Linked DNA regions of Homo sapiens: region 2 is linked to region 1. Evidence: read pairs that join two places in POLR2A ChIA-PET (ENCODE). Cell type or tissue: HepG2. All regions are shown on one strand. Each heading gives the region's core, and the rest is flanking DNA. Links, peaks and the distances in the headings are about the cores only. Region 1 overlaps PLEKHH2 (pleckstrin homology, MyTH4 and FERM domain containing H2). Region 2 overlaps PLEKHH2 (pleckstrin homology, MyTH4 and FERM domain containing H2).

Region 1 (15,468 bases), core at 7,496-11,495:
TTTTAACACAGTACTCTAAGTGGTATGAACTTAGACTACTACTGTCAATGACTTCTGTTTCTGTTCTATTTAGTACTTTCCGCAAAATAAGAAAAAACTGCTTTGAGGTTGAGGTTGAGAAGTGCTGGAGGTGGCGCTGAATCACATTAAATGTCAATTGTCTAAATACACCAATGAAAAGACAGAGATTGTCATAGTTGATAAAATATAAAACCCAACTATATGGCGCTTATAAGAAATCCACTTTAAATATAAATAAAAATATATAAGTAGAAGTAAAGGGATGAAGCAATTTTCTAGGCCTTGAAACACCAAATCCTTAAATGTTCCTGAGGAAGGACCTAAGACATCAAGCGAAATTAAATATGCCCTCTCTTGCAAGGAATGTATGATACAGGCCTTTATTTCAATGGGCTGTATAAACCCAGTCTTCAAAACCCTCATGATCCTTCCTGAATACCTTGGACACAGCACAGAAAAGGAAGTGAAGGTTTCAACTCAAAACTACCCCCAAATCAACATCAAATAAGGGGAGGGGGAGAAGGTGAGTTTTCTCTGGGAATCTGAAAGATAATATTTATAGATTTAAGTGTGTTTTGACTTTTTGGCCACAATCTGATAAGCAGCTTTAGGGGCTCAAAAATAGTTTACATGTTATCACTATTACTCACTGAAACACAACATGGCTTTTGTCTGCCTAGGGGGGTCTTCATCAAATCAGTGACTCTCTTTATTTATTCACTGTGTCATTTATTCATATGTGAGATTTGTGGGGCTCTGACTTCAGGCTGCAGATCAGGCACAGGTGCTGTAACGGCTCTAAATGCTGTGACAATGGGGTGGGTGAGCAACATCTTGACACACCTGAATACTGCCATGACAACACAGTGGCTGGAAAAGAGAGATTTAGATACAGTAACTGTTAGGTGTGTGCTCAGTTTGGCTATAACTTTGCATTTTCAGCCTTTTCTTCCCCCTACACACTTGTGGGAGAGGACACACCCCTATCATTTACAGTATCTCTCCCAGTAATTCTCTCAAATAGCAGGGAAGGGGAGGGCAGCAGGTCTGAATCTCTGGGCAAGCATGGGTGGGTATACTTTGAAAAGCTCCTCCTACCCCATGATTCTATTCATTCTTTCCTCTTTACCCAGTTTACAAATCAGAAAAATCCTAAGCTCCATTTTAATCTATGATGACTACACAAAGACAAATAATGCAGGATTATATTGTTAAACTGGTAGTAGAATATGGCTGGGCAACAGAAACAGATGACAAATCCAAAATGATATCAGCAAAGCCGTATGAAACAAAGAGAAGAAAATTTAAGATGAAAGCCTTTCTTTTTGGCATGCTTACATTTGTATGCATAGCTTATTCTCCCTACTTGAAGTTAGGAAGTATATCATACTCATCACTGTAATCCATTAGAGTTTAGCTAAGTGTTACCACTGGAAGGTTTGGTAATATGGCTAAGGGGAGAAAAAGAACCAAATGGTTACAGGCAAGAAGAGCTTAAGTGCATTTTCTCTTATTCCCAGCAGGCAACACAATTGAGCCTGACAGGGGAAAAGGAAGTATCACTAGCAAAAAAAAAAAAAAAGAGAGAGAGAGAGAAACAATACTGGACATGAACCATGGGCTCAAATCCCTAATGAAACAGTTTTGGCTCCAATAGCTATCCAGGGATTTGGGGAGAATTTGAAGAGGAACAAAAATGACCAAGAAGTCATAAAAATCAAATCCATGGAGCTTGAATAGGAAAGGCACTAGAGGAATGTGATCTAAGCCTCTCACAATATGGCCAGCTTTCAGCTGCTTCCAAATCCTAAAGAGGCCTGCAGCAGACAGAATGGGCTTCCATGACAGCAGGCAAGGCTTAGATTAGCTCGCGGGGGTATTCCCAAATCTCCACCTCCTCATTGGACACCCAGGAAGCTGAATACTGTGGGATGGAAATTGCGTCACTGTGGACCAGTACCACTACGCAAATATACTGCTTCCAAATTCAGCAGGGCTCTCAGCACCACTGGGCGATCCTTTTGCTTGCCCTCAACTGGATCCATATTCATTCTTCAGAGCATTTATTTCCTACTGTTGCCCTTCCCATCCTCTTGTAAACTTACTGGGGGGAAAGCCTGCAATCTCTCTCTGTTCACCCTTCCTTCACTCCTCAGTCCACCATGGTCTACTGGTTATACTCTACTAAAACTGCAATTGTTCTCTTCCTGCCTCAGTGGCGTCCAACTTCCAGTCATCTGCTCAGAAGTCACCACTCTGCAAAGTCTTCCTCTATGTCCCTACAACCTCTTGTACGTATGCGTCATACTCATGGTAACGACAAATATCTACAAAGCATTTACTATGTGGCAGGCTCTGAACCAAGTGCTTTACAATTGCCAACATTTAATCCTTCAGACAACCCTAGAGGTGGGAGTCATTTTGACCTCCGTTTCACATACAGGGTACCTGAGGCACAGAGATGTTAAGTGACTTGCTCAGGGCCACATAGTAAGTGGTAGAGCCAGGATTCTAACCCAGGCAGCCTGTCTCCAGCCCATGTTCTTCACTCCTGTGCTACATTCTTCCTGTTACAGCACTGATTGCATTGCTAAGACTTCATGTCTGCCTCTCCCTATAAACTGGAAGATTCTAAAGGGCAAGGAAACTCTATTCACCTTGGAATTCCCAAGGCTTCAAACAAGTCTTGGCACTGGTAGATGGCATGAATGGACAAATAAATGGTACGTGAGAATTGCTAAGTACAGGAATTATTTGCCAAAAATCCTGAAGAATTCCCTTTCATAGTCTTAGGCAAGTGACTTAACTCTCTAAAGCTTCAGTTACCTCATCTGTGAGATGGAAATAATAATAGTACCTCAAAGGGTTGTAAGGATTATGTAAGAATGCATACAAAGAGTTAAGAATAAGGCCTGATGTTAGGTAAATGTTCAACAAATGAGGGTTAGTAGTAGTAGGAGTACCAGTAGTAGTATTCCCCAGAGGTCTCTGGAATCATGAGAGTCTCTCTCTCTCTTTTTTTTTTTTTGAGACAGAGTCTCGCTCTGTCACCCAGACTGGAGTGCAGTGGCATGCAGTGGCACGATTTGGCTCACTGCAACCTCTGCCTCCTGGGTTCATGCGATTCTCCTGCCCCAGCCTCCCATGTAGCCGGGACTACAGGCGCATGCCACCATGCCCAGCTAATTTTTGTATTTTTAGTAGAGACGGGGTTTCACCATGTTGGCCAGGCTGGTCTTGAACTCCTCACCTCAGGTGATCCGCCTGCCTAGGATCCCAAAGTGCTGGGATTACAGGCGTGAGCCACGGTGCCTGGTCCACATGAGAGTCTCTTGATCCTGGAATTTTTTTTGGTGTGAACATAGCTAGGAGAAATGGGATAAACTCCATTTCTTGGCTTAAACTTCTGGCTATGGCCAGTTTTCTTTTGTTAAAAACATGCCTTGGCTCTTACAACTTCAAAAACACAGTGAGAAATCAAATTAAATAAGAAGCTTAACTATGAATAGAATTTAAATGTTAGTTGCCAACGGTTGTCTATGAGAACAAGTTCAAAACCTGTTAATTAGATCTTTCATACCTGAATCTAAATAATTAAAATTCCATCACTTGTTAAGTATCCATTTAAAATTCCATGATAAAGAGAATTGATATTTTAGCTTTGTTTGTTACCCTGCTGCTTGGCAGATGAAGAATCAGGTCCTTGGCTGTGTGACAGGTCACAGCAAGGTTCCCTCCTAACTGTATCACTAGAAATTAGGGCTCATTGTCTAAGCTACTTATAAACACCGGCAAAGCACGGCCATGTTTAGAAACATTACTTTCTCATAGCTGTGGCTATCCAGCCATTTCAGAGTTCTGTTAAAAATCAAGCCTTTCAGTTGAGTTAATTTTTTTCCTGCTGTCAAAGACATTGTCATGAGGTTTTACTTTTAAACAAGGTAATCATCATCTGTTATTCACAATTCTCTCTTTTAAAAAAAAATTTTTGAAGAGATTTATTCTGAGCCAAATATGTGTGACCATGGCCTGTGACACAGCCCTCAGGAGGTCCTGAGAACATGTACCCAAGGTGGTCGGGGAGCTGCTTGGTTTTACGCATTTTACGGAGGCTGAGACTTCAATCAAATAACTTAAGAAATCTATTGGTTTGGTCTAGGAAGGCAGAACAACTTGAAGTGAAGACTCCACAACCTCTTATGGCAACCCAGACATTCCTTTCTATTGATTCCAGGTCTTTGGATAAACTCAACCAACTGTCAACCAAAAAATTTTTATTCACGACTCTCTTTGTCCTTCCTTGTGATGTTTGTTAGACTTGAAGCATTATTTTTACCTGTCTTTCATATCCAAATTTTATCCAAATTTCACTTCAGTTCCAATCATAGCCATCATACTCAGAGTTGGTATGTATTAAGCATTCATAAGGTTTAGATTATTAGGAATAGTCTTGGCTGGGCGCAGTGGCTCATGCCTGTAATCCCAGCACTTTGGGAGGCCGAGGCGGGCAGATCACCTGAGGTCAGGAGTTTGATACCAGCCTGGCCAACATGGTGAAAACCAGTCTCTACTAAAAATACAAAAATTAGCTGGGCATGGTGGCAGGCGCCTGTAATCCCAGCTATCTGGGAGGCTGAAGCAGGAAAATCGCTTGAACCTGGGAGGCAAAGGTTGCAGTAAGCTGAGATCGTGCCATTGCACTCCAGCCTGGGCAGCAAGGGTGAAGTTCTGTCTCAAAAAAAAAAAAAGAATGCCTGAACCTCTTCTCCATAAATGTCTTTGGCAGGCCAGGTCCAGGAGCTGGCTCCTTCCACAAAGGCTGAGGCCAAGAGGCAGGGGCAGCAATGAGGACCGTTAGGTCAGTGCTTCTCAAAACCCAGCACGTGTAAGAATTATCTGGAGAGCTGTCAAAACAGGGACTCCTGGGCTCCACCCCCGGAAATTCTGACTCAGTGGGTCTGAAGTGGGGCCTAATGATTTGCATTTCTAACATGTTCCACGTGGTCCTGAGGCTGCTAGTGTTGGGCCCACGTTGGGAACTACTGCTCCAGATTAAACAGAACTACAATAATAATCTAGAAGGTCCAAATATTCTAGCCTGCTGTCCTTCCCAGTCACCAAAGGGCCACTGATACCTTGATAAAGTTTGCCCTCAAGGGAAACAGGTCCCTCCAGGGATGAAGCCTATTAGATTTCCAATATCTATGCAATATTGCTTATCTCTAGGAATGCATGATTTTAAAATCTTAGACACCAAAGATTAATAGTCACTTTCTTATTACTTGAACCTCTGGCAAATCATCACAGCTCATGAGCCCCTGAATAAAGAAGCTCCAGTGTTCACAACCACCATTTATTCAGATCAACAGAGTCTGTTCAAATACTGGGTGGCCCTTTAAGTGGCCAACTGGATGAGAGAAGAGCCCAAAATATGAATGTGCCATATTTATTTAACTGTTCTCCCTAGTAATAAACATGTGAGTGTCTGTCCCAAGTTTTTAACAAAAACATTGACAAAGAATATGACAAAAACATGACAAGGAAGATACTGTGACATACTGGAATACTCTGCCCACTTATCTGCATATTTCTGTGGGATAGACTATTAGAACAAGAAATTTTAAAGTGGATCAAAATTACATTCTTTATGTTGTACAGTGCCTTCAATTCTTACATTCCAATTTTAAGTCTGAACATCTTCCAAAAAGAGACCTCTGAGTACCACTCCAATAATTCCACCAGGCTCTGGGTCTGACATTTTATAGATTCCTTAATTTACAGGGTATAAGACTCAAATAAAACCAGCAAAATACCATTATTTTGTTATAATTAATGTGAGCTGGTCAGTTAACAGTGTTTATTAAGTACTACCTTTTGCTAATACATGAAAGAAATGAAAATATTTAAAAAGAAAGAAAGGAAATCTGGTTCCTGACTACATGCCAAAGTACATTACCATTTTATCTGTAGAGAAGGTGTGTGCTCCGGAGTCTCCGGCATTTTCTCAATTCTTGACACAAGCTAAGCAGCCTCCATCTACAGGCCTTTGAACATTCTTTTCTATGCATTTTGATGTTCCCACTTCCATCTCCCTCTGAACTTGGTATAAACATCATTTCCTCAAAGAAGCCTCCCGAGGTCTCCCGTCTAGGTCAGGCTCACTGTTGTGTGCCCTCACAGTACCTCTCTCTCTCTTCAGAGAACATACTGTGTCATTACACACTCATTAGAGTGAGGATATGCCCAACAATAGTCTTCCTCACTAACCCGTAGATTCCAAAAGATCAGGAACTGGGTCTGTCTGTATTTATTACAATTTTATTTATAGCATCCAGCTAAGTGATAGGCCTTACAGTTGAAGCTCGGTGAACACCGAGAGAGAGAGAGAGAGAGAGAGAGGGAGAGAGAGAGAGAGACAGAAAGAAAGAGAAAAATGAGAATGAAAGACTGAGAAGGAATAAATATGAGTATAAAGAATATATGACTTCCAAAAGACTGAGGCAAACATAGGACATAGGTATCTCCTCTTTTTTTTTTTTGAGACAGAGTCTCGCTTTGTCGTCCAGGCTGGAGTGCAGTGGTGCGATCTTGGCTCACTGCAAGCTCCGCCTCCCGGGTTCATGCCATTCGCCTGCCTCAGCCTCCCAAGTAGCTGGGACTACAGGTGCCCGCCACCACGCCTGGCTAATTTTTTGTATTTTTAGTAGAGATGGGGTTTCACCATATTGGCCAGGATGGTCTCGATCTCCTGACCTCGTGATCCACCTGCCTCGGCCTCCCAAAGAAACATAGGTATCTCTTCTTACTACAGATCTGTAGTAGGGTATTGAAGTATTCAGTCTTTATGAAAAATGTAATAATACTGTTAAAGGAAATTATGAAAGTGAAAAATGCATCCTTGTATCAACTACTCTAAGAGAGCAACTATTTTTTTCTGTAGTTTTTCTGATTGTGTGCGTGTGTGTGTGTGTGTGTATTTTTTGTTTGTTTTGAGACAGGGTTTCACTCTGTTGCCCAGGCTGGAGTGTAGAGTGCAGTGGCACAATCACGGCTCACTGCAGTCTCAACCTCCTGGGCTCAGGTGATTCTCCCACCTCAGCTGTCTGAGTAGCTGAGATTACAGGCACATGCCACCATGCCTGGCTAATTTTTTGTATTTTTAGTAGAGGCGGGGTTTTGCCATGTTGGCTCCCAAAGTGTTGGTCTTGAACTCCTGACCTCAGGTGATCTGCCCACCTTGGCCTCCCAAAGTGCTGGGATTATAGGCGTGAGCCACCGTGCTCAGCTGAGACCTAGTGTTTCTGATGTTTGTCTAAAAGCATATTTTCATAAAATATAATTCTTTATGACATTAAGAGACTAGAATTAGAAACAAAATTTTATGTGACAAGGTTTTTTTCCTATAGAAACAGAGTTATCATTTATAGAAAGACAAACTTACAAATAAATAACTTTTAAGGCATTCAATAGAAAGGTAAATAGTAGGTGCATTATTAGAACATATTGTATACTCATACTTTGGCATCTGGATGCAGTATTACACACCTGTTTTTGTATGTCAGACGAACAGTCCTTGTACCTTCACATTTTCCAGGCTGCTGTTCTTTGGAAGCCTGTTCCCATTTGGAAATAATGTCACAAATCTAGAAAGGAAGTGGAAAACTGAGATTTACAGTACTTTTCAAATCAACATTTTTTGAAGACAAGTGTGCTGCAGACTGAAATTTTTCAATTAATATGATCAAACCAAATATACTCAAGCTTTTTGTTTTCAGCCTCTGTGCGGCTCTGAGTTTAGTATGTAATTATAAATTGCTATTTGGTCCACTTATCCTTTTGGACACACATTAACTTTGGACTGTGGCCACGCATTTTTTACTCAAAAAGGAACTGTAATGTAGGACTGCCTGAAACTGGAAACAAGAAGATTCCAGGGATTTTTCCATGATTTGGTCACTGAAGAAGCAAGTTTTTCACCTTCCGAGTTCAAAAAGATTTTAATAACTAAAGTTATACCAAAGAAATTTGACATATAATTTATGGAAAGAGTCTAGACCCAGGTCTAGCTATTTGATTTTGGGTAACTCATTTCCCTCTCTAGGCCTCAGCTTTCTCATTTGCAAAATAAGTGCATTATTTCTCTAAGGTCCCTTGTGGTTCTGTAATTCTATTTATTTTTTTATTTTTCAAATTGAGATGGGGTCTCACTCTGTCACCCAGGCTGAAGTACAGTGGCACGATCTCAGCTCACTACAACCTCCGCCTCCTGGGTTCAAGTGATTCTCCTGCCTCAGTCTCCCGAGTAGCTGAGACTACAGGCACCCGCCGCCATGCCTGGCTAATTTTTTTGTATTTTTAGTAGAAATGGCGTTTCACCACATTGATCAGGCTGGTCTTGAACTCCTGACCTCAAATGATCTGCCTGCCTTGGCCTCCCAAAGTGCTGGGATTACAGGCGTGAGCCACCACACCCGGCCTAGTTCTATATATATTATTGCCATTACTAAATGGAAGCTCTATTAAAGTTATTTTACTATGATCTGGAAAAGATTCTTTTAAAATCCCTCCCTTTTCATTTCCACAGGTCTGTTTTCTTTCTTTCTTCCTTTCTTTTCTTTTTCTTTTTTTTTTTTTTTTTTTTGTGAGACAGTCTTGCTCTGTCACCCAGGCTGGAGTGCAGTGGCGTGATCACGGCTCACTGCAGCCTCGACCTCATGGGCTCAAGAGATTCTAGTGCCTCAGCTTCCAGAGTAGCTGGGACTACAGGTGTGTGGCACCATGCCTGGCTAATTTTTGTATTTTTAGTAGAGATGGGTTTTTGCCATGCTGCCCAGGCTGGTCTCAAACTCCTGGCCTCAAATGATCCACCTGACCCGGCCTCCCAAAGTGCTTGGATTACAGGCGTAAGCCACTGCACCCGGACACAGGTCTGTTTCCTAAACCATTTTTCATTTCCAGCTCAGGCCTTCCCTAACTCCCAATGCTGAACTTAAACTCTCTCTTTCTGTGCAAAGTTCACAGCACTCTCAAAACTTTCATCACTTTCAACCCTAGTTCAAGGTTATCTGTGTATAAAGCTGCTCTTCCGTAAGCAAATTTTAAGTTCACTGTGGGCAGGGACTATTTCTGGTCCTTTTGTATTCCCCACAGAGTCCAGCCAGCCCCTGGGATACAATAAAATAGCTTAGTAAGTATTGCTGAATAAATGGAAAAAAATGGAAAGCCATTTTATTAGCACTTCTACATATCTACCCTTATTATCCTAATACTTAGAGTATCATTTCCATTACTAACACCTTTCCTCTCTTTAATATGGAATGTGTATATGTAGAGATTGTGTATTAAGAATTCTATGGGTTTAACAAAGTCCTGCATTTTTTTTTTCTTATCGTGGAGATTAGATTGGTTAAAGTTTTGGAAAACTCCTGAATTAAACTTCTTGCAAAGTTTACTCTTCTTGTAAAGAGTAGCTTCTTTGCTGTTCGTTGGGCTTGGCTCCTGAAAAGGACTTGGTTTCACCTTGATGTTTCCTTGAAGACAATGCTCTAAATCTCTGCCAGAAGGATCGTCAGTGAACAACGCAAATCCAGACTGCGCTGGTTTCCTCATTCCTGTGTCCTGGTTCAAAGTATTCAAAAATTCTTCCACTGTGGTAGATGCGTCAAAACCAACTACCTAGACAGAAATAACAAAGCAGTTCTCTTAATAAGAAATATATAGTTTCAAACTGAGATTTTAAGGATGAAACAGAGCATACTTGATGCATGATTAATGATAACATATTTTTCTAGGTGCTTCAACTTTTTTTCCCAAAGCTCCTCTGGAGAAAATTAACAAAGTTACCTCATAAATTAGCTTGCTGAAGAACTCAAAAATCTCAGCTTCAGCCAACAGACATGAATCCAAAATAGAATGATCAGTTGACAGCTATAAATATTTTGCAAAGATATTATGCTTACCCATTAGAAGCAAACCAAGAACTATAGTACAATATGCAATCTTTAATCAAATGGAAAATAAACAAGAAATATGTTTAAATAAATGAACACCTTTATGTATTTAATGTTTGTTTCTTTAATAGGCAGTTAAGTATCTGAATTCTGTGATAAAAGGCATATGGCTACAAAGACTAATTGCTAGTTTGGGAACATGTTTGCTTCAATTAATAAGCAGGCATCTAGATCTGAGAACTGGAAGGGCCCAGTGAAGTTTTCCCAGATAATTTCTGAGATTTGGAGATTTTAAAAGAGACTAAAATTGTACACACCCAGTATCAGTAATTATTTCCACACCTAGGAGGTGTACTGATGGGAAAAAGCCCCAACCGAAGTGTTTTTTATTTTTCTGTCCATCAGAATCATAATGGCAGTGAAGCCCATCCCTTATTTGGTTCAGTATGGATTTGTTATTAGTGTGAATCCTTTATAGCAAAACTGTTTCAAAACTCAGCTGTTCTGATAGTAAATCTAATATATTTGCATGTTTGTCACTGCCAGGTGCTGACAAAAGTAAGCAGAGAAGTCTCTGTTCCCTATAACAGAGGTTGTACATAGGATTGTTGGCTAAGCATATTTTCATCAGGTAACCTACCTGGTATATCCCATTCATGAAGTGCACAGGTATACTAAAGGGCAAAGAATGGTGATAAGGGTTTCGGAGAAGAGTTGAAAGAATTTCCATCCTTGAGGGTCTTGCTTCTCTGTCACCATTTTGTTGCGTTCTTTCTACACAACGCTGGCAGTAAATGGCATATTTTCCAAATTCTGTCCTGTAATACAAAACTTAAGATAAAATCTAAGAATAAATTTAATTGACAACCTAATATGTGCAACCATTAAGAAAGCATCCGTGTACATTATCACAATGTATTAGGCTAATTTTGACAGTAACTTTTTTTGAATGATAATACTAAACTGCTGTAACTTTCCTCAAATTCCAACTTCTTTATTTTTGTAACTGCCTCACTCAAACCTCCCCACAAAGCATTCTTCATCTTTACTGTATTATTATAGTCACAAGCTGAATTTAAAATTACCAGTCACAAGTCAATATACAGTGATTTAATATTAACAAATATAAAGAAAGCAATTGCATGAAGAATAGTACAGAGTAACTTATAAAAACATGTTACAGCAGAATTCTCTTCTGAAGAACATGGTGGTTAACGCTTGACCACTAAACAAGGTAAAAAAAAAAAAATGTCTTCAGGCCAGGCATGGTGGCTCATGCCTGTAATCCCAGCACTTTGGGAGGCTGAAGTGGGCAGATCACCTGAGGTCGAGAGTTCAAGACCAACCTGGTCAACATGGTGAAAACCTGTCTCTATTGAAAATACAAAAAATTAGCCGGGGGTGGTGGCGCACGCTTGTAGTCCCAGCTACTTGGGAGGTTGAGGCAGGAGAATCACTTGGACCTTGGAGGTGGAGGTTGCAGTGAGCCAAGAACATGCCACTGCACTCCAACCTAGGTGACAGAGTGAGACCCTGCCTCAAAAAAAAAAATCTTCAAACAAAAATAAAAATATGTTTTCTTTCTTTATTCTATAAAAAACACTGCATTTGTGAAAAACTGTTAAGCATTAGAAAAACTCATTAGAATAAATAAATGTAAAAGTTGGATAGAAATCTTATTTGTCCTTGTTTGTTATACATAAATTTTACTGCTTATTCAAGCAGATTGATAACACCTGTCAAATATGTTTGTATTCAAGTGCCCTGTAGGCAGATCCTTGGTCTCGGGGCTCCTCAGTGACTGCAACTGAAATTACCTGACCTTGGTCACAGATGACCTTGATCACAGAGGCCCCACAATGTATTATGAACTGTAGAATATTTTCCTATTGCTTCCAAGTTGGGTTTGTTTATTTGTTTGTTTCTTTTACTGTGTTTGCTTTAGTCCAAGAGTTTAAGCAACCTGACACAAACCTCTTGGTGGACAAAATGACCCTGGATAAGCCTTGGCTGAGTGACCTGGGTCCCAATGTAAGAAAGCCATTCTGGAAGTTGAACTTTAAATGTGTTTTTCAAAGGAGTAACAATTCTGAAGTAATTCAAATACATACAATTAGAAAAGGAGGGAAGACCATGGGGGAAATTTTTCACATAAAAGAATTCAATGTGCAGAGAAATAGTAAAAGGGAAAACTAAGGAAACAAAATAGTTGCTTTTATTGAATGAACACCCACTAATGCTAAGTCATTCATACTTGAAATGCAAATGCACTTTTCACTTAAAAATATTCTCTGTCAGTTTTTCAAGTATTTATTGCAATCTTCCCTAAGAGATTTAACATAACAAAGGAAATATTTTCCTAGCTCCACATCAATGATAACCAAAGGCTTCCTGTACCAATATTTGTTTCATACATTCTTCTGAAAATGTACCTGGCAGATCGTTAAATACTTATGATTTATCGTAGACTTTCAGAGGCCACATAAACAGTTCAGCTGGCTAGTATTCTGCACACCTGGAATCTGCATTCCTCTTTAGGTGAAGCCTGAGGAGCCACAGGAAAGGATGATGGGGAAGGAAGAGCCCAACGCAGAGTGCCAAGAGCTGCCAGCCCTGGGCAGGGAGAAGCACCACAGGTTAGATACCACGTGCCAGTCAGAGATCCACATCTGAGTGAGTGCAATGGGCTGATGACAGTCTCTCTTAACCCAAAAACGTTTTGCTTCTTTCACATATGCATGATCTGTTTACAGCATTTATCATAGGTTAAAAACAAAAAACTCTACATTGGGTCAGATCTATGATCCATCTAGTTGTGTGTATGGTTATCTACAACTGAGGAACCAAGGCACAAGCAGACAAGGTGCTCCTTTTTGACGTTACACTCAAAGATTAGGAACATTGTTTCTTTTTTTTCACTTACGTATTTACTCATTCCTTGAAATACAAGTAATAGTTTTGAGAAACGCAGATTGCAGAACAGTAGAAAACACATGCCCTAAATCAAAACCAATCTACCTACACACACGTATGTATCTACATACCTAAATAAGGGACAAGTATAAAAATATTAACAGAGGTTATCTTTAGGTAGCAGCAATATATGTGATTTTTATTTTTCCTTCGCTCTGTTCTGTATTCTCCTTTCTATATTTTTTCAAGGAAGTATAAAACATGTTACAGCAGAATTCTCTTCTGAAGAACATGGTGGTTAATGCTCAACCACTAAACAAGGTACAAAAAGTCTTCAAACAACAAAAAAATTTTTTTAATTTCTTTATCCTATAAAACACTGCATTTGTTAAAAAATGTTAAGCATTAGACAAACTCATTAGAGTAAATAAATGTAAAAGTAGGATAGAGATCTCATTTGCCCTTGTTTGTTATATATAATTTTTCAGTCATTTTTAAAACGTTATATTAAAAAAGTTGGATAGAGATCTTATTTGCCCTTGTTTCCTATGTATAATTTTCAGCCATTTTTAAAACGTTATATTAAAAAAGAGGGAGAAATAGGCATTGTCCCTGCCCTTAAGGAACCTACAGTCTAGTAGGAGACAGTTATATATTTAAACAGTAAATTATAATACAACATGGTAATACCACGTATTAACTTTTTAAAGCATAACCAATGGAAGGAATGACTAACTTCTTGTGGAGTCAAGGAAGGCATCACAGGGAATATGTTGCTTAGGCTGGACTATAAAGTCTACGGAAGGGAAGGAAGAGGAGGGATCCAGGTAACAGGAATACCATCAGGTGCATGGTGGAGAATATTGCAAAGGTGGAGTGTGTTTGAAGGATGGGGCGAATTTATTCATTCACTGTCTGCTGGAGGCAGGAAGTGGAGAAAGAGCGGGCCAGTGGAGCCAGATGACAAAGTGTTCTTGATGCAGATGAAGCTTAAGCTTCAGATTCCCTCTTGGGCACAGGTCCTGGGAAAGGCTTATTAACTGTGTTTACATGGTCATATGATTTCTAAAATGTGCAAAAGTAATCCATTTTCAAGTCTTTGTCTTAAAGAGCATTTCCCAAACTGTATAAGCTTCGGTCTCACAAAACCTAGATCCAACCCCGACAGTCCTATATGCTAAGGTAAGAAATTTCTGATTTATCCTGTGGCTAACAGGCAGTCAATACACAAAGATAAAAACAGGTGTTCATTGAAGAGTAAACACAGATGACTACCAAACACCTGAAAAATATATTCAACTGCACTAATAAAGAAACGCATCCTGAGTCAATAGTGAAATATTTTTTTTTGCCTGGTAAGAATTTAAAATATACTGAATGTTGTTGAAGATATAGGAAAATTCTAAAAATGAATTCAAAGGAATTCGCTGGACCTGTCCACAAGATTTAGGTTCCTGGTGGGCGCGGTGGCTCACACCTGTAATCCCAGTACTTTGGGAGGCCAGAGCGGGCGGATCACCTGAGATCAGGAGTTCGAGGCCAGCCTGACCAACATGGTGAAACCCCATCTCTGCTAAAAATGCAAAATTAGCCGGGAGTGTTGGCACATGCCTGTAATCTCAGCTACTTGGGAGGCTGAGGCAGGAGAATTGCTTGAACCCGGGAGGCGGAGGTTCCAGTGAGCCGACATTGTGCCATTGCACTCCAGCCTGGGCAACAAGAGCGAAACTCCATCTCATTTAGGTTCAAAGATGTCTACTGCAGAGGTATTTATTATAGGAAAAAATATAGAAATGTATCGTACTTAATGTTAACATGACCATTAATGTTTTGAAGAATGTCTAAGGATATAGGGGAAACGATTATTTTCTATAGTTTAAAAAAGTAGTATGCACACTGTAACTCCAGCAATATAAAAAACTGTGAGTGTACACACACCAACATACACACATTTATATATAAACATATAAATAAACCAAAAAGGTAGACATCAAAATATTAATACCTATTTTTCCTTCTGCACTTTTTGTATTCTCCAAATGTCTATGCTGAATGTGTATCATTCTTACAATCAGAAAAAAAAACACTTTAAATTGCATGTATATGTATCAATATTAATATCTACCTGCAATGGTCCTGGTTGATTCTGTGGCTGTCTTCGTCTTGTCTGTTTAATAAGCTGACAGCAAATTTCATTCTGCAGCTCAGGATGTGTCAGGCAGATTTGCAAAGCACTCTGGGCTAAAGATATGTGGTAATCAATTGCAGGAGAGTCAACTGCAGCATTTATAAAAAGCTGGCAGGTCTGAATTAAACAAAAAAAGATATATTCAAGGTGAGGAGTGATTAGATTTATTCTGCATGAATTATATCGAATATCTTTTCAGCAGTAGTTTTTGTTTAAAATGATGGAAAAGGATATATTATGATAACACTAATCAAAAGAAATCTGGAATCGCCACAATAATAGCAGACAAAGCAGATTTCAGAGCAAGGAATTCTGCCAGAGATAAAGAGGGTCATTTTATAATGATAAAGGGGTCAGTTCATCTAGAAGACATAACAATCCTAAACATCTACATAC
Region 2 (15,468 bases), core at 4,983-8,982, 91 kb after region 1:
TAGATACAGACAACACTGGTGAACTCAAAAGCATTCTAAACGATAGAGGCCATTCACTAAAAACTATACACTTTATGTCATACTATATGATGCTCTAAAATAGGCAAAACTAAAGGTCCAGAAACTATATCAGTGATTGCCAGGGCTTAGAGTTTGAGAAGAAGACAGACTATAAAGGCGCAGGAGGGAAATTTCTGAGGTGATGGAAATAGTGTTTATGTTGATTGTGGTAGTGGTTACGGAATCATATATATTTGCCAAAACTCTTTGAACTAAACACCCAAAAGGGTGACTTTTACATATGTACTCAATTAACTTGACCAAAAAAAATTTTTAAAAAGTGCCTTGCAGGCCAGGCACAGTGGCTAACACCTGTAATCCCAGCACTTTGGGAGGACAAGGCAGGCGGATCACTTGAGGTCAGGAGTTCGAGACCAGCCTGGCCAACAGGGTCAAACACTGTCTCTACTAAAAATACAAAAATTACCCAGGCATGATGGCACGTGCCTGTAGTCCCAGCTACTTGGGAGGCTAAAGCAGGAGAATCACTTGAACCTGGGAGGCAGAGGTTGCCAGTGAGCTGAGATCTGACCACTGCACTCCAGTGCAGTGAGACTGTCTCAAAAAAAAAAAAAAAGTGCCTTGCAACCCCAAATTCCAAAACATACAAAGAAAACTAAGAAAGACAGATAACAATATCAATGGTCAAAAGACCAATTTAGTCTGGTAAAATAAAAATGATAACACCATGTGAAAGACTTCAGATTTCTTATGTTTAGGATTGTCAAAGAGATGAAATGAGAATAACATCTATTTTTTAAAGGACAAGAATTGAAAAAAAAAAGAAGAAAAACAGCAGGGAGGTGTTAAACAAGAACGACCAGGCGAGAAAATAAACCAGTTTAAAGTCTTTGCCAGGCTTGGTGGCTCACGCCTGTAATCCCAACACTTTGGGAGGCTGAGGCAGGCAGATAGATGGCTTGAGCCCAGGAGTTTGAGACCAGCCTGGGCAACATGACAAAAACCTCGCTTCTACCAAAAAAAAGAAAAAAATATATATATACAAAAATTAGCCAGGCATGGTGGCACACACCTGTATTCCCATCTACTCAGGAGACTGAGGTGGGAGGATCGCTTCAGCCCAGGAGGTCAAGGCTGCAGTGAGATGAGATCAAGTCACTGCACTCAGGCCTAGGCAACAGAGTGAGACTCTGTTTCAAAAAAAAAAAAAAAAAGAAAGAAAAAAAAGTCTTAAAAATTTAGAAATACATAGTCACTGAAAGAAAAAACTCAATAGATGGTTCAGTAGCCAGCCTCTAAATGTCTCGCAATGATCCTCACCTTCTGGTAATCACACCCATGTGTAGTTGCTTCCTTCACAACATAGGGCTGACCTTTGCAACCAACAGGATATTGTGGAAATGATGAAGTATGACTTCTGAGAGTAGGTCATAAGACGCACTGCATCTTCCACCTTGCATTCTCTTGGATGACTTGCTCTGGGGGAAGCCAGCCACCATGTTGTGAGAACCCTCAAGCAGTCCTGTGGAGACATCCACACACTTAGGGACTGAGGCTTCCTACCAACAGCCAATACCCATTTGCCAACAACCATTTTGGTGAACCATTGAAAGTGAACCCTCCAGCTCCAGTCAAGCCTTCAGATTACTACATCCCAGGCCAACATTTTGACTGCAACCTCATCAGAAACATAAGCTAAGTTGCTTCCAAATTTCTAATCCATAAAAACTGTGCAAGATAATAAATGCTTATAGTTGTTTTAAGCCATGAAATTTTGGAGTCATTTGTTAATACAGCAATAGATAACTAATACAGATGAAGTAAACTATACTCTGAACCCAGTAGAAGAGAGAGCTCATAACATGAAAAATGGTACAAACAATTCATGTATCATTTAATACACGTAAGTGTGAAAAATATAAATTACCAGATTTAAGAGACATGCAGAGACTTCAAAGTAATGGGAAGGAGCAGAAGAAAACAAGTGAGTAAATAGGAATAGCACAATTATGCTGAAAGATAAAAGTACACTCCCTGTATAATGCAGAATAATTGCCTAAGGCCTATATGTTTTATTTTAAAAAATGAAATGAAAGCTCAAGATAATAATACAAAGGAAGATGAAGAAATATTCAATGGGTAGTTGAATAATGTGAAGATCACTGTTCAGAAGACAGAAAATGATATTGTGTTAACTTTACCTTCTGCAAGGACAATTTATATTATGTATGTGTGTTATAATTTAAAGTGTAGGCACAATTGTAGATACAGAAGAAGGAGGGCAAAACTTACTGTTTACCCTTAAAATTTTAAGACACACAGGTAATATAAATAATTATCTGCGCCACCCTACACCAGTCTGCCCGGTATCTATCAATGCTGCAGATACTGGGAATACATTTAGAGATCATCTTCTGCAGAGGTAGGTCCACCTTCTTGAAGTACAGACAGACCTGCATGGTGCACTACATGTGAAACTTAAAAGATAAAAACAATTCAATTTCTCAATAGACAGAAACAAGTTTATGCTAGACAACCAGAAGGTGATCCAGTAACTCCTATCCCATGTGCTCTTTTTCCATGGGATGTCCTCCATCAAGAGATAAAAGATATTTCCCCTTCCCTTAAAACTGGGCCACCCTGTGATGGGCTTTGGTTGTTAGAATGCTTTGTACCTTTTGAGACTGGGCCTGAAGAGATTTGCAGCTTCCACTTGCTCTTTCTTGGAGCCCTGAATCACCATGGACAGAGATCTGGCTACCTTGGGAGCGGTTTAGTAGGGTGGCTCAGATAGTTTCCAGTTGTTTCACCACTCCCAGCTGAGGCATCAGATATGTGAGTGAAATCAAGGTGTGGCGGCGTGCACCTGTAATCCCAACTACTTGGAAGCACCTGTAATCCCAACTACTAGGAGGGCTGAGATGGGAGGCCAGGAGACCTAGACATCCAAGTGAAATCATCTTGGATATCCAGACCCAGCTGTCCGAGCACCCGCAGTGAGTCCACCCTCCAGCTGATTTGCCAACTGAATGCAGTCACATGAGTGATCCCATTCAATGCCAAACAGAGTAAAAGAACCACCAACAGAATCATGAACAAATAAAATGATTGTTAATTGAAGCCACTAAGGTTTTTTTGTTTTATTTTGTTTTGTTTTGTTTGTTTTTTGACACGGAGTTTTGCTCTTGTTGCCCAGGCTAGAGTGCAATGGCGCGATCTCGGCTCACTGCAACCTCCACCTCTCGGGCTCAAGCGATTCTTCTGCCTCAGCCTCCCAAGTAGCTGGGATTACAGATACTTGCCACCATGCCTGGCTAATTTTTTGTATTTTTAGTAGAGACAGGGTTTTACCATGTTGGCCAGGCTGGTCTCAAACTCCTAGCTTCAGGTGATCCACCCGCCTCAGCCTCCCAAAGTGCTGGGATTATGGGCGTGAGCCACTGCACCCAGCCCACTAAGGTTTTCTCTAATGGACAAAAATTGTATATATTTGTTGTGCACAACACGATGTTTTTAAATATGTATACATCGTGGAATGGCTAAATCAATAAAGCTGCTAAGTTTTGAGGTAGTTTTTTATGCAGCAATAGATAACTAAACCCCAAGGTTAGCCTGTTATGTGTAGATCTGTAAAGATAATCCTCTGACTATTCCTGTGATCATCTATCTGGTCATCATTCCACTGGAAGCCACTCTCATTTTGACATGCAGCTTCTAGGAATATCTTCATATCTTCTCTTAGCTCTCAGTCCTTGGATGTGAAATGGAGAAATTCAGTGTCTCAGCTTCAAGAATTATACTCATAAAAAGTACAGAGCTTTTCCTAACTTTCCATTCCACAAACTGTATAAACATATACCAAAAATAAATGTATTACACAGATTTGCTTTGTTTTGAGGCAAAAAAAATGCCCATTTAAATTGTTAAGATAGGCTGGGCACAGTGACTCATGCCTGTAATCCCAGCACTTTGGGAGACAGAGGCGGGCAGATCACTTGAGGTCAGGAGTTCGAGACCAACCTGGCCAACATGGCAAAATCCCATCTCTATCAAAAATACAAAATTAGCCGGCATGATGGCACACACCTATAGTCCCAGCTACTCGGGAGGCTGAGGCATAAGAATCACTTGAACCCAGGAGGTGGAGATTGCAGTGAGCCGAGATCATGCCACTGCACTCCAGCCTGGGCAATACAGCGAGACTCTATCTCAAAAAAAAAAAATCACTAAGATACATTCCAGATTAAATAGATGATGAAGTATTAATGGCACAATGATAAGTTAACCTTTAGAAGAAAGATTTTTCTGAACAAAGAATGTGTATTTTTTTCTTTTCATGAAAATGCATCTAATATTACAAATTAAAAGTCTGCTGCTGTTGCAAAGCTCAAGGAGCTGTTGAGGGCTGAATTACTCTCCCAGACGAAAAATCTCATTCAGTTGTAATAATCATCCTACCCCAAGTGAGATTTCCAACCCATCCCCACACAACCTTAGGCTTTCAAAGTAGGTCGTTTTGTGATCATGTTGGAAAAACCACTAGTTCTTTCTCTAGGACAAGGTGGGACATCTGAAGTCTTTCTGGTTGCCTGCCATTTTTCCATTCTATGGTTTCTAATGGATTTACACAACATTTAGCATCTTCCATTGTCCATCAAAGATACATAATTACCTAAATTTTAAGAGCTTCATGAAAGTTCAAATTGAAGGTGCTGGTTTCTGTTCCAGAAAATGCCTAGTTTCTAAAGTGTTATCTAAAGAAAAATCAATCCCAGCTATTGTAAGACTTTCAGCAGTTCCTGGTTTTGATACTCTGCTCTCCACTGCTCTTGATTTCCTAACCTTTCCTTCACCAAATCCCCCACCACTACACTATCCTATACAGATATTTTTTTGTTGTTTTTAATTATCCCCAACATTTCCTTGCCACATTCCAGTTTCAAGTTCTATTCTGTTATAAAGTATTTGTGCGGGCCTTTATTATTATTATTATTATTTTATTTTTATTTATTTTTTAGCCCAGGCATCATTATAGCACTGCAGCCCCCGGAACTTCTGGGCTCAGGCGATCCTCTTGCCTCAGCCTCCTGAGTAGCTGGGGCTACAGGTGTGCACACCACACCTGGCTAATTTTGATTTCTTTATTTTAATTTTTTTGAGATGGAGTCTCACTCTGTTGCTCATGCTGGAGTGCAGTGGCATGATCTCGGCTGGCTCACTGCAACCTCCATCTCCCAGGTTCAAGCAATACCCCCGCCTCAGCCTCCTGAGTAGCTGGGACTACTGGCGTGTGCCACTGTGCCCAACTAATTTTTGTATTTTTAGTAGAGATGGGGTTTCACCATGTTGTCCAGGCTGGTCTAGAACTCCTGACCTCAAGTGATCTGCCCACCTCAGCCTCCCAAAGTGCTGGGATTACAGGCGTGAGCCACCACGCCTGGCCTATTTTTTTAATTTTTTGGTAGAGATGCGGGGGGGGGGGGTGTCTTACTATGTTGCCCAAGCTGGTCTTGAACTCTTGGCCTCAAGCAATCCTCCCATCTCGGCCTTCCAAAGCACTGGGATTACAGACATGAGCCACTGTGGCAGCCAATGCTGGCCATTAAAAAAAAAAAAAAAAAAAGTTAAGGAGTTAAGAGTTTTAAGTGGTTACACTTAAAGAACAGAAATTCAGTGTATAAAAATCAACACCTGGCCGGGCGCAGTGGCTCACGCCTGTAATCCCAGCACTTTGGGAGGCCGAGGCAGGCAGATCACAAGGTCAAGAGATCGAGACCATCCTGGCCAACATGGTGAAACCTCATCTCTACTAAAAATACAAAAAAATTAGCTGGATGTGGTGGTGCACACCTGTAGTCCCAGCTACTCAGGAGGCTGAGGCAGGAGACTCGCTTGAACCGGGGAGGTGGAGGTTGCAGTGAGCCGAGATCTCAACACTGCACTCCAGCCTGGCAACAGAGCAAGACTCCGTCTCAATAAATAAATAAATAAATAACATAAAATGTCAACTACTTCCAAAAGGTTTATTAATAAAAGTAAATGTACTCTTTTAGCCAATTCTTTTAATATTTGCCTTCATGTTTTAAGTAACATGCTTCTGTTTCTTTTGACTTTTTTAGTTTAGTGATTTCTTATTCACTCACTTAATGAAAAATGAGGATTTAGCTCTCTGTTCTCCTTGCCATCCATCCAAACAAATACACTTCCTATCTCCCATTCTCCCAATATGTTTATATCTTACCTTTGGTTAAATCATTGTTCAGAAATAGTATTATTGTAACTATGTGTGATATTCAGAGCTGAACCATGTAAAACCATGTAAAAGAACTGTTTACTTTTTCCTTTCCTGTCTTTTTTTTCCTAGAGTTAAATGTCTTTTATTCAGCTTCTCATGAATGAATCAATAATTCAACTCCAAATTCCCACCACTGTGTAAATTGTCTCTCAAAATGTTTGTTCACGTCTGGTTTTCTACCAATTTCATGTTTTTAAGCCACTCCCAGAACTGACCTGTGCCAGGCTCAATTGGTTCACCTGTCTGCCTGGGCACAGCTGACTTCTTGGGGAGACCCCTCAACTTTCTCCCATATAGAATCTCTTGTTTCCTATATCCCATGCCTTCCTCGTTCTTGGTTTACTTCCTCCTTTTAATAAAGCACTCCTTCTGGAGAGTCCTCAGAGAAGTTACATGGGACCTTGAATGTCTTCAAAATATCTTTATTCTACCTTCAAATAAAATTCATAATTGGCCTCGGTGCAGAATTCTGGGTTTGATATAATTTTCCTTCAGAATTTTGAAGACATTTTTTCATTATCCTCTAATTTCTAGTGGTGCTTTTGAAAGGTCTGAAGCCATTTCAATTCCTGATGCTTTGTATGTGAACTGTTTTTTCCTCTGAAAGCTTGCAGAATCTTTTCTTTGATCTCTATATTCTAAACGTTCATTATGATGTAACTTGAGGTGGAAATTATGTTAATCTGTTATGGTAGGTTCTTGGTAGACACATTCAACTTGGAATCTTGTATGCTTCAATTCTAGGAAACTTTCTTGTATTGTTTCATTTATTTTCTTCCCTCCAGTCTTCCTATTACTTGGATCTTGGACATATTGAACTGGACCTCTAAATTTCTCATCTTTTCTCTCCTATTTTCCATCTCTTTAATGTTTTGCTTTACATCCCAGGAACTTTCCCTTAGTTTATATTTCAACCCTGCTCTTAGGTTTGCCATTTTTTCTACCATGTTTTTGGTTTTCTAAGAGCTCTTATTTATTCTCTGAATATTCCCTGTGTCATGGATGCACTATCCTTTCCTTTCTCTCTGAGAATATTAAATGATAGAGTTTTGCTCATTTTGTTTTGCTTACTTTTCCCCACATAGGCAATGCTGGTTTTTTCTGATTGTGCCCTGTCTTTCGTGTTAGAGGCTTTCTTCAGATGTCTGGTCATCCATGATGTGATACGTAGGTTTAAGGGTGAAGGACTAAAAAGCTGACTAGAAACTTTGGCACATATGTGGGGTTTGTTAACCAGAAAACCTAACCTTGGGTGTTCTGGCTGGGCTCCCTGTTGGGGAACTACTGATGTCAGCATCACTATTTCTTTCCTCCTGGACTCATGGAGTCCCTAGAGACTTCTATCTCCTCCTGTAGAATAAAGGGTGGCTGCTAGCATTTTAGGAGCCAAGTGGGAGAAAGGAGGTTGGGGGTGAAGGGCCAGCTTACCATTAAATATGCATACAGTCAGTTAGTTCCCCTATTTTTAGTGTAGCAGAGTTCTGGATAGCATAGCCTAGAATAAGGCTTGGAGAATAAGGCTTGAGCTCCTCCTTCTAAGGGCCAAATGCCCTGCAGAGCCCTGTAAAGACCTAGAGGCGGAGTGACATGAAAGACTGAAAACAGTAGGTATTAATGTAAAATCTGTGGCCCTTAGAGTCAACTAATTCATTGAAACCTTCTCTCTTAAACCCATCTGCCAAATGTCTAGCAACTAAGCATTTACTTCCTGCTAAAAAATTGAAAAGTTATTCTCTTACAAAATTGAATAAGTGAATTGGAGTGCACTAGTCCAACAGCTATGGCATCTATGACCTCACCGCCCAGCAGATACTCTCCCACCCTCTCACACTAAAGAAAAGATTGACTGCTAACCAGCAACTGACCATTTATACATAATTGTCAGTTTACTTTGCAGGTGTCCTATTCTTAAATATAAATAGACCACTAAAAATCATCAGACATTTGAGAAAAGTTTGCAACCTGAAAAGTAATTACAAACATAAAAACAGGAAAATAATCCTAGAAGAAAGAAAGATAATTCAGGGAACAGAAGATAACTTTTTAAAAATTCAAATTAGTGTTTAGGAACCAGGAACTTTCAAATACATTATTTCACAGCTATGCTATGAGACAGGAATTGTTATTCCCATTACAGAGATTAGGAAATTGATGTTCAGAGTGAATATGCCTTGTTCATGGCTGGGATTTCAGTCTTCATGTTCTGATTCCCTAATGCCCTTTTAGTTGAACCACAGGTGCTATAGAATTTATATGCCAGACGCACACAGTGTATAGTTATACAGAACTATATGAAAATCAGAGTCCCAAATACAAAAAAAAAGACACAAAAATCTTAGCTGAAAAGCATTTGTCTTGATTTCTGTCCTTTGCTATTTGTTCAGCCTAGGAATCTTTTATCTGTAACTTAAAAGCATAACATTCATAATAGGAAAAATGCTAAGTTACATGTTATCAGGGAACTTATCACAGAAAGAAACAAAGGGATAGAAATATAACCAAGAGAGGCTAAATTTGAAATTTGAGGGCCGGGCGCGGTGGCTCACGCCTATAATCTCAGCACTTTGGGAGGCCGAGGCGGGTGGATCACAAGGTCAGGAGTTCGAGACCAGCTTGGCCAAGATAGTGAAACCCTATCTCTACTAAAAATACAACAATGGTTGAGGCAGGCATAATGAATACACATAACAGAAACTCAATGTTTGCTGAACAAAATGAATAAATGAATGAATGAATGAATGAATGAAAAGATTTTAACTCCAAAAAATTATGTTGTGAGGATAAACTTTGATAAAGGGTAATCACTACATTTTCACAATCTATATTACAAATTATAAATTCTGAACACTTCACATTGCATTAATGTAAATATACATTAGGTATATCCAATAAAACTTAGATTATTTTAAAACCAGTTTAAATATAACAGTAGTAGGAAAGGTAATGCTGGCCAGGCGCGGTGGCTCATGCCTGTAATCCCAGCACTTTGGGAGCCCAAGGTGGGCAGATCACAAGGTCAGGAGTTCAAGACCAGCCTGGCCAACATAGTGAAACCCCGTCTCTACTAAAAATACAAAAAATTAGCCAGGCATGGTGATGCATGACTGTAGTCCCAGCTACTTGGGAGGCTGAGGCAGGAGAATTGCTTGAACCCGGGAGGTGGAGGTTGCAGTGAGTAGAGATCGTACCACTGCACTCCAGCTTGGGCAGCAGAGTGAGACTTCAACTTAAAAAAAAAAAAAGAAAAAAGAAAAGAAGAAAGGTAATGCTTTGCTTTTGAGTGATTATTTGTTTCTATTAATATAATCATTCAAGCTGGACAATAACTTTGCAAAATACTCAAAAAAGCAATGCAGACAATATTCATGTAAGTTTTTACTTTCACAATATAGACTATAATGTAAACCTTGGGTCAATTCCATAGCCAATCTATATTAAGTCAGTAAAAGAAACCTGAAATGGCCGGGTACAGTGGCTCACGTCTGTAATCCCAGCACTTTGGGAGGCCAAGGTGGGCAGATCAGTTAAGGTTAGGAGTTTGAGACCAGCCTGGCCAACATGGTGAAACCCCATCTCTACTAAAAATACAAAAATTAGCTGGGCATGGTGGTGCACACCTGTAATCCCAGCTACTCAGGAGGCTGAGGCAGGAGGATCACTTGAACCCAGGGGGCAGAAGGCACCACTGCACTTCAGCCTGGGCAACAAAGCAAAACTCCATCTCAGAAAAAAAAAAAAAAAAAAAAAAGGAAAGAAAAACAAACCTGAAATGATCTATGGTCCCATATCAGGCTTTAGACAAAAATAAGTATTTTATGAACAGGCCAATTATGTAATAACAAAATGAAGCAGCAAATTCTAAGTGCTTAATTTACTGCTACAGAAGTACCCTCTGTAGCCAAAGTGAACTTAGCAGCAAGTGGCAGAGGGAAATTTGCCACTGAGCCTGTATACTTACAGAGCCTCTCATTGTTAAAGGGATTGTATACAAATAAATTTGTTTAATGGATTGGTTAATTTAGGTGGAATCCTTTAGGACCTTCACACCCACTGATGTGGACAGCAGTTCCCTGCCACGTGTCTCTCTTCCTGACTTTTCCCCCACAGACCCCATGAAAGATTCTACCACCAAACATTATTTGATGTTGTTATAATAAATAATATCTTCAACCAGTAACCAAAGATGTGACATTTAAATTAGCCTATACGGTCCCATTGTTAGTATATGTAGAATTTCCATTAGACACTGTGAAACATTAGGCAAGCCAGTAGAGTAACTGAGGGAATGTATAATTTAAATAGGTTAATCATGATATTGTACTGGATTGTTGGGTAAAAGCATATACTATGCTGTCCAAGGACTCCTTATTCCTATGAGGCAATCCAAGTCTGCTTCAAGGGGATCACATTCACAAAAGAAATGCCAAGTGGCAGGAAATTCCAGATGGCAATGCCACATCAGGTAGAGGTAGCATGAGGTTATGCGAGCAATGCTGATGTCCAAAGGGAAAATTCTTCATATTTTTCTCCCTTTCCTTTTCACCGAAAATCTAACTCATAGGAAATAACATTTCACTTCAACTGACAAAGAAACTTTCCTTTTTCCCTCCCTGACTCAGAAACTAACTAGTAATATTGTAAAGTAGGAAAACTACTTAAATCTCAGCTTCCCTGAAGAGTTTATATTTGGCATACTAGGGATATTTCCAACACCATTCCTTAAATTCCTCTAAAGACCTCTCCCACTTACAGCAGCACTTGCCCAAGACTTCAATAAGGCCTTTTTCTTCACAAGCTTCAATATTCTAAGTTACTTGGAAACTGTGATGAAAAAAAATAGGTGCAAAACAACTTTTCTAAAAGATCCCATGTATTATCCAACTTCATCTCCAAAAATATAGGGCATATATAATTGAAATTCATCTCTAATTATAAAAACACCTAGATCATCTCACATATTTTTCCTTTAAAAATTCAGAAATACATCTGCTATCAATATGTAATTACATTTAAGGCCAGGCACGGTGGCTCACGCCTGTAATCCCAGCACTTTGGGAGGCTGAGATGGGTGGATCACTTGAGGTCAGGAGTTCAAGACCAGCCTGGCCAACATGGTGAAACCCCGTCTCTACCCAAAATACAAAATTAGCCAGATGTGGTGGCCCATGACTGTAATGCCAGCTACTTGGGAGGCTGAGGTGGGAGAATCACTTGAATCCAGGAGGTGGAGGTTGCAGTGAGCCAAGATTGCGCAACTGCACTCCAGCCTGGGCAACAGAGTGGGACCCCGTCACACACACACACACACACACACACACACACACACACACACGAATGTAATTACATTTAGGTCACCTCCCCTGTTCACTTAACCAGTGTGTCCATTCAGAAAGACACAGGAAAAAAAGCTGGGCACAGCAGCTCACGCCTGTAATCCCAGCACTTTGGGAGGCTAAGGCGGGCGGATCACAAGGTCAGGAGTTCGAGACCATCCTGGCCAATATGGTGAAACACTGTCTCTACTAAAAACACAAAAATTAGCCAGGCGTGGTGGTATGTGCCTGTAGTCCCAGCTACTCATTAGGCTGAGGCAGAAGAATCGCTTGAACCTGGGAGGCGGAGGTTGCAGTGAGCTGAGATGGCGCCACTGCACTCCAACCTGGGCAGCAGAGCAAGACTCTGTCTCAAAAAACAAACAAACAAACAAACAAAAAAAACCAGAAAGACACAGGAAAATAATAACGAGTTACTTCTGTGTGCCAGACGCTCTATTAGCTGCATCACAAGTCTGAAAGATCTACGGTCTAACGGCAGCTCTGCTTTTTGTTAGCTGTGTGATATTGGGCATGCTACTCAATTACTCTCAGCCTTAATGTTAATTCTCTAGATTGAGGATAATAACAATCACCTCATAGGGTTACTGTGGGGTTTAAACTAGTTGATGGTTGCAGTAAAGACTTAGGAACCATATTTGGCCGCTAGAGTCAGCTTCCTATAGCCATAACTAATAAAATGGAACTAAGAACTAGAACTGTTGCAGGAAAGAGAAGTTGGCCACAATTCCGGGCAAAGAGCTAAAGAACCAAATTAGTATTCTCTCAAGAATCTTCACCCTTGGGCCTGCATCCATTTAGGGGGAAGGTATAGAGCACTATTAGGGAGAAGCCCTGGGGCTGACTGGTGCTAACACAAAACCAAAGAGGTGGATAGGACCAGACCAGTCTCTGGAATGCAACATTTGACTCGAGTTGGCACTTAGAAGCAATGCCATACGGTTTGCATTGAAAAATACATAATGTTAGGTAAATCGTTATTACTACATACATACATACACACACAGGTAGCTGCCCCCAAGCAGAAGTGGATTTTTATGTTGCATGGCTGAATAGAGGACAGAATGGATGAGTGGATAGATATATCAGAGAAGGCAAGGAAGGTGAAAATTAGAAAGGCCATATAGGCTGATAGCTAAGCCTTCAGGCTTAAAAAGACAGAATGCCTGGGTTTGAATCTTGGCTCCACTACTCACTTTTTAGTGTGAACTCAGTCAAGTTAAATAACTTTTCTATGCCTAAGTTTCCTCTTCTGTAAATGTGGATAATATTAGTAACTACCTCATAGGATAGTTATAAGGATTTAAAAGTTTATATATTTAAAGCACTTAGAAGATTTCTTGGCATAGTAAGCAACAGTTTCCTAATCTATAAAATGAGCACAATAAAATGTATTACTTCACAAGTTGTTATAAGAATTAAATAAATCATACCATACCTATACAGAGCTTATCCTATACATAATAAATCAATAAATATTAGATATTTTCATTAAAACATGGATGGAGACCAAAAGAAATTTTTAAACCTGAGAAAAATATTCATAATGGAATATAACAGAAAATATTGTGAAAATCCTTATTCATATTTTTGTGTTGAATATATTTATTGGGAAGCCATGAGTAACTTGGCACATTTATCTACTTTCCAATGTGTAAAACACATCAGAATAATTCCATCTCTTAGATCTGCCAAAGAATTTATGTCACAGATACGAAATACAGACCAAAAAAAAAAAAAGAAGAAGAAAATTAAAGAAAAAGAAACCACAACTAGAACAGCAATTCCGAAATAACATTCCTATCAATGTTCATTCACTGACAAAGAAAACATTTAATCTGATAGCATAAAAATTAATAATAAAAAAGCTATTTTACTTATAGAGAAATTACTGGAGATAACAACACTTTTATTATTTTTAAAATGGGCACTCATTGAGAAACTTGCTGCAACATGCTTTCTAAAGAACAGAACAAATGTTGCCATAAAATTTAGAATTTAAAGGTCAACTAATTGCAACCCAAATAAGCTAATATCTTCTATTTAGTCCATAAGGAAGCCAAACGAGTACAGAAGTCAAGAAAAGCAGGAAAATTTTGAGAGGGATCCTGTGGTCAACAGTGTCAACTGCTGAGAGGCTTAGGCAACAAATGGGAAGTGTCCATGAGGTTTAGTAATAAGGACATAATTGGTGGATCCTGACAAAAATCACTGTATGGGGCAGTTGGGGTTGTTGGAAAATACCGGATAAATCATAGTACAACATGGAAAATGATTTTCATTGACAGAAGAGCAAAAGATAAAAGATGAGTCACTAAGTTACGTTAGAAAAAACTTCTCCAACTTGGAGATACTCAAACTGGGATTTTATAAGCTATAATTTTAATAATTTTGATGTAATATCAATAAATAAAGCACATTGAAGTTCAGGATTCATTGACTGATTGATTACTGAGTCATCCTTGACCCAAAGTGAGTAAGGATAACTTTAGTCTTCTACCTAAAAGATGTTAAAGCCCAAAAGTTTGAGATGATATATATGCAAGTTTAGACTTAATGATGTTTTGCTGAATGTTATTATAATAATTCTGTACTAAGAGATTCTTGGCTAGCAATGAAAGGAAGATTTAATACCTTTTTTGGAGATATGATACATGTACCAATCTCCATCCCAAAAGGATTATGCAGATTAGTGTTTCAGAAACCACCTGTAAGTTCTTCTGATCAGTTCTGAATAACCACTAATATCATTCATCCATTCATCCAGACAGTGCTTTCCAATAGAAATATAATATGAGCCACAGGTGTGATTTTAAATTTTCTAATACACACGTTTAAAAAGTAAAAAGAAGTGGGTAAAATTAATTTTAATATTGCCTATTTAACCCAATATCCACAATATCATTTCAACATATAATCAATATAAAAATTATTGCTGAGATATTTTACATTCTTTCATGCTAAAACTTTGAAATCCTGTATTTATTCTACTTTTACAACACACCTCAATTTGAACTAGCCTTATCTGAAGTGTTGAACATCCACATGTGGCTAGTGGCTACTGCATTGGGACAGCAGAGGTCTAGAATTCAAGTTCCCTGGAAATAGGAATATGGGTTGTCTTGTTCATATATGTAACTGTAGTATTAAGAACGGTGTCTAACACATAATTAGCCCTCAAAGAATATTTGTTGAATGAATAAATGAACAAATCTATTGGTTTTATACACATACTTGCAAAAAATTCCTGTAATATAAATGAAATTCTAATTACATGATTAGAAAAGCATATAATTATTTTAAACTCAATTCTAGCCCAGGCAAGAATTTAGCAATATATACTTAGTCAACACAGATTCCTAAGTAGATACATCTTTCAAATACGGTATAAACACATTTTACTATCAATAGATAATTTTTTTCTATAATCCCTTCAATATGATTTTTGTAAACATTTAGTAGATCAAAGCTGTCATACTCCTCTAATAAAATCAAATAAATTATAGCTTTCTCTCTGGAATGAATGAACTCTACATTCACCAAACATACACGGTTCTCACATATGCCACTAGCATTTGCAAATAAATATTTTTTGTCTTAAAGTCCAATCTACCCTAACACTGGCAAAAGAATATGCCAAATATAGCTTCAAATACTTGACAAAAATTAAATCAAACCCCCAAAGTACTGAGATTATTTAATATAAATGAAGCAGACCCTAAATAGCTGACATTTAATAACAAAGCTTAGGGAGAAAGCTTACCTTCTCTGCTAAAAGCTCTCGTATCTTGCTTGCTTGAACTCTAAATTTCATGAGTT

The links. Peaks named below come from ENCODE experiments on the same cell type or tissue, not always from the same donor. Only the 100,000 strongest peaks of a DNase experiment are listed, where the experiment ranks them.
Region 2: POLR2A ChIA-PET joins it to region 1 with 7 read pairs; 2 of 35 experiments call an interaction of 5 or more read pairs at or near these places.

Annotation. Positions count from the first base shown.
Region 1 is chr2:43,738,062-43,753,529 of GRCh38, reverse strand. It overlaps PLEKHH2 (pleckstrin homology, MyTH4 and FERM domain containing H2), which reads right to left. Exons shown (of 30, transcript NM_172069.4): 20 at 15,010-15,189; 21 at 12,487-12,584; 22 at 10,612-10,789; 23 at 9,541-9,696; 24 at 7,567-7,664. Among named protein-coding and RNA genes, the nearest start is that of DYNC2LI1, 28 kb to the left of the region's middle. RefSeq lists a silencer at 7,056-7,297. In HepG2, for the core only: no CTCF peak of the experiment used is centred there; DNase peaks (open chromatin) are centred at 7,899 and 9,059.
Region 2 is chr2:43,644,741-43,660,208 of GRCh38, reverse strand. It overlaps PLEKHH2 (pleckstrin homology, MyTH4 and FERM domain containing H2), which reads right to left. Exons shown (of 30, transcript NM_172069.4): 2 at 15,413-15,468. Among named protein-coding and RNA genes, the nearest start is that of PLEKHH2, 15 kb to the right of the region's middle. In HepG2, for the core only: no CTCF peak of the experiment used is centred there; no DNase peak of the experiment used is centred there.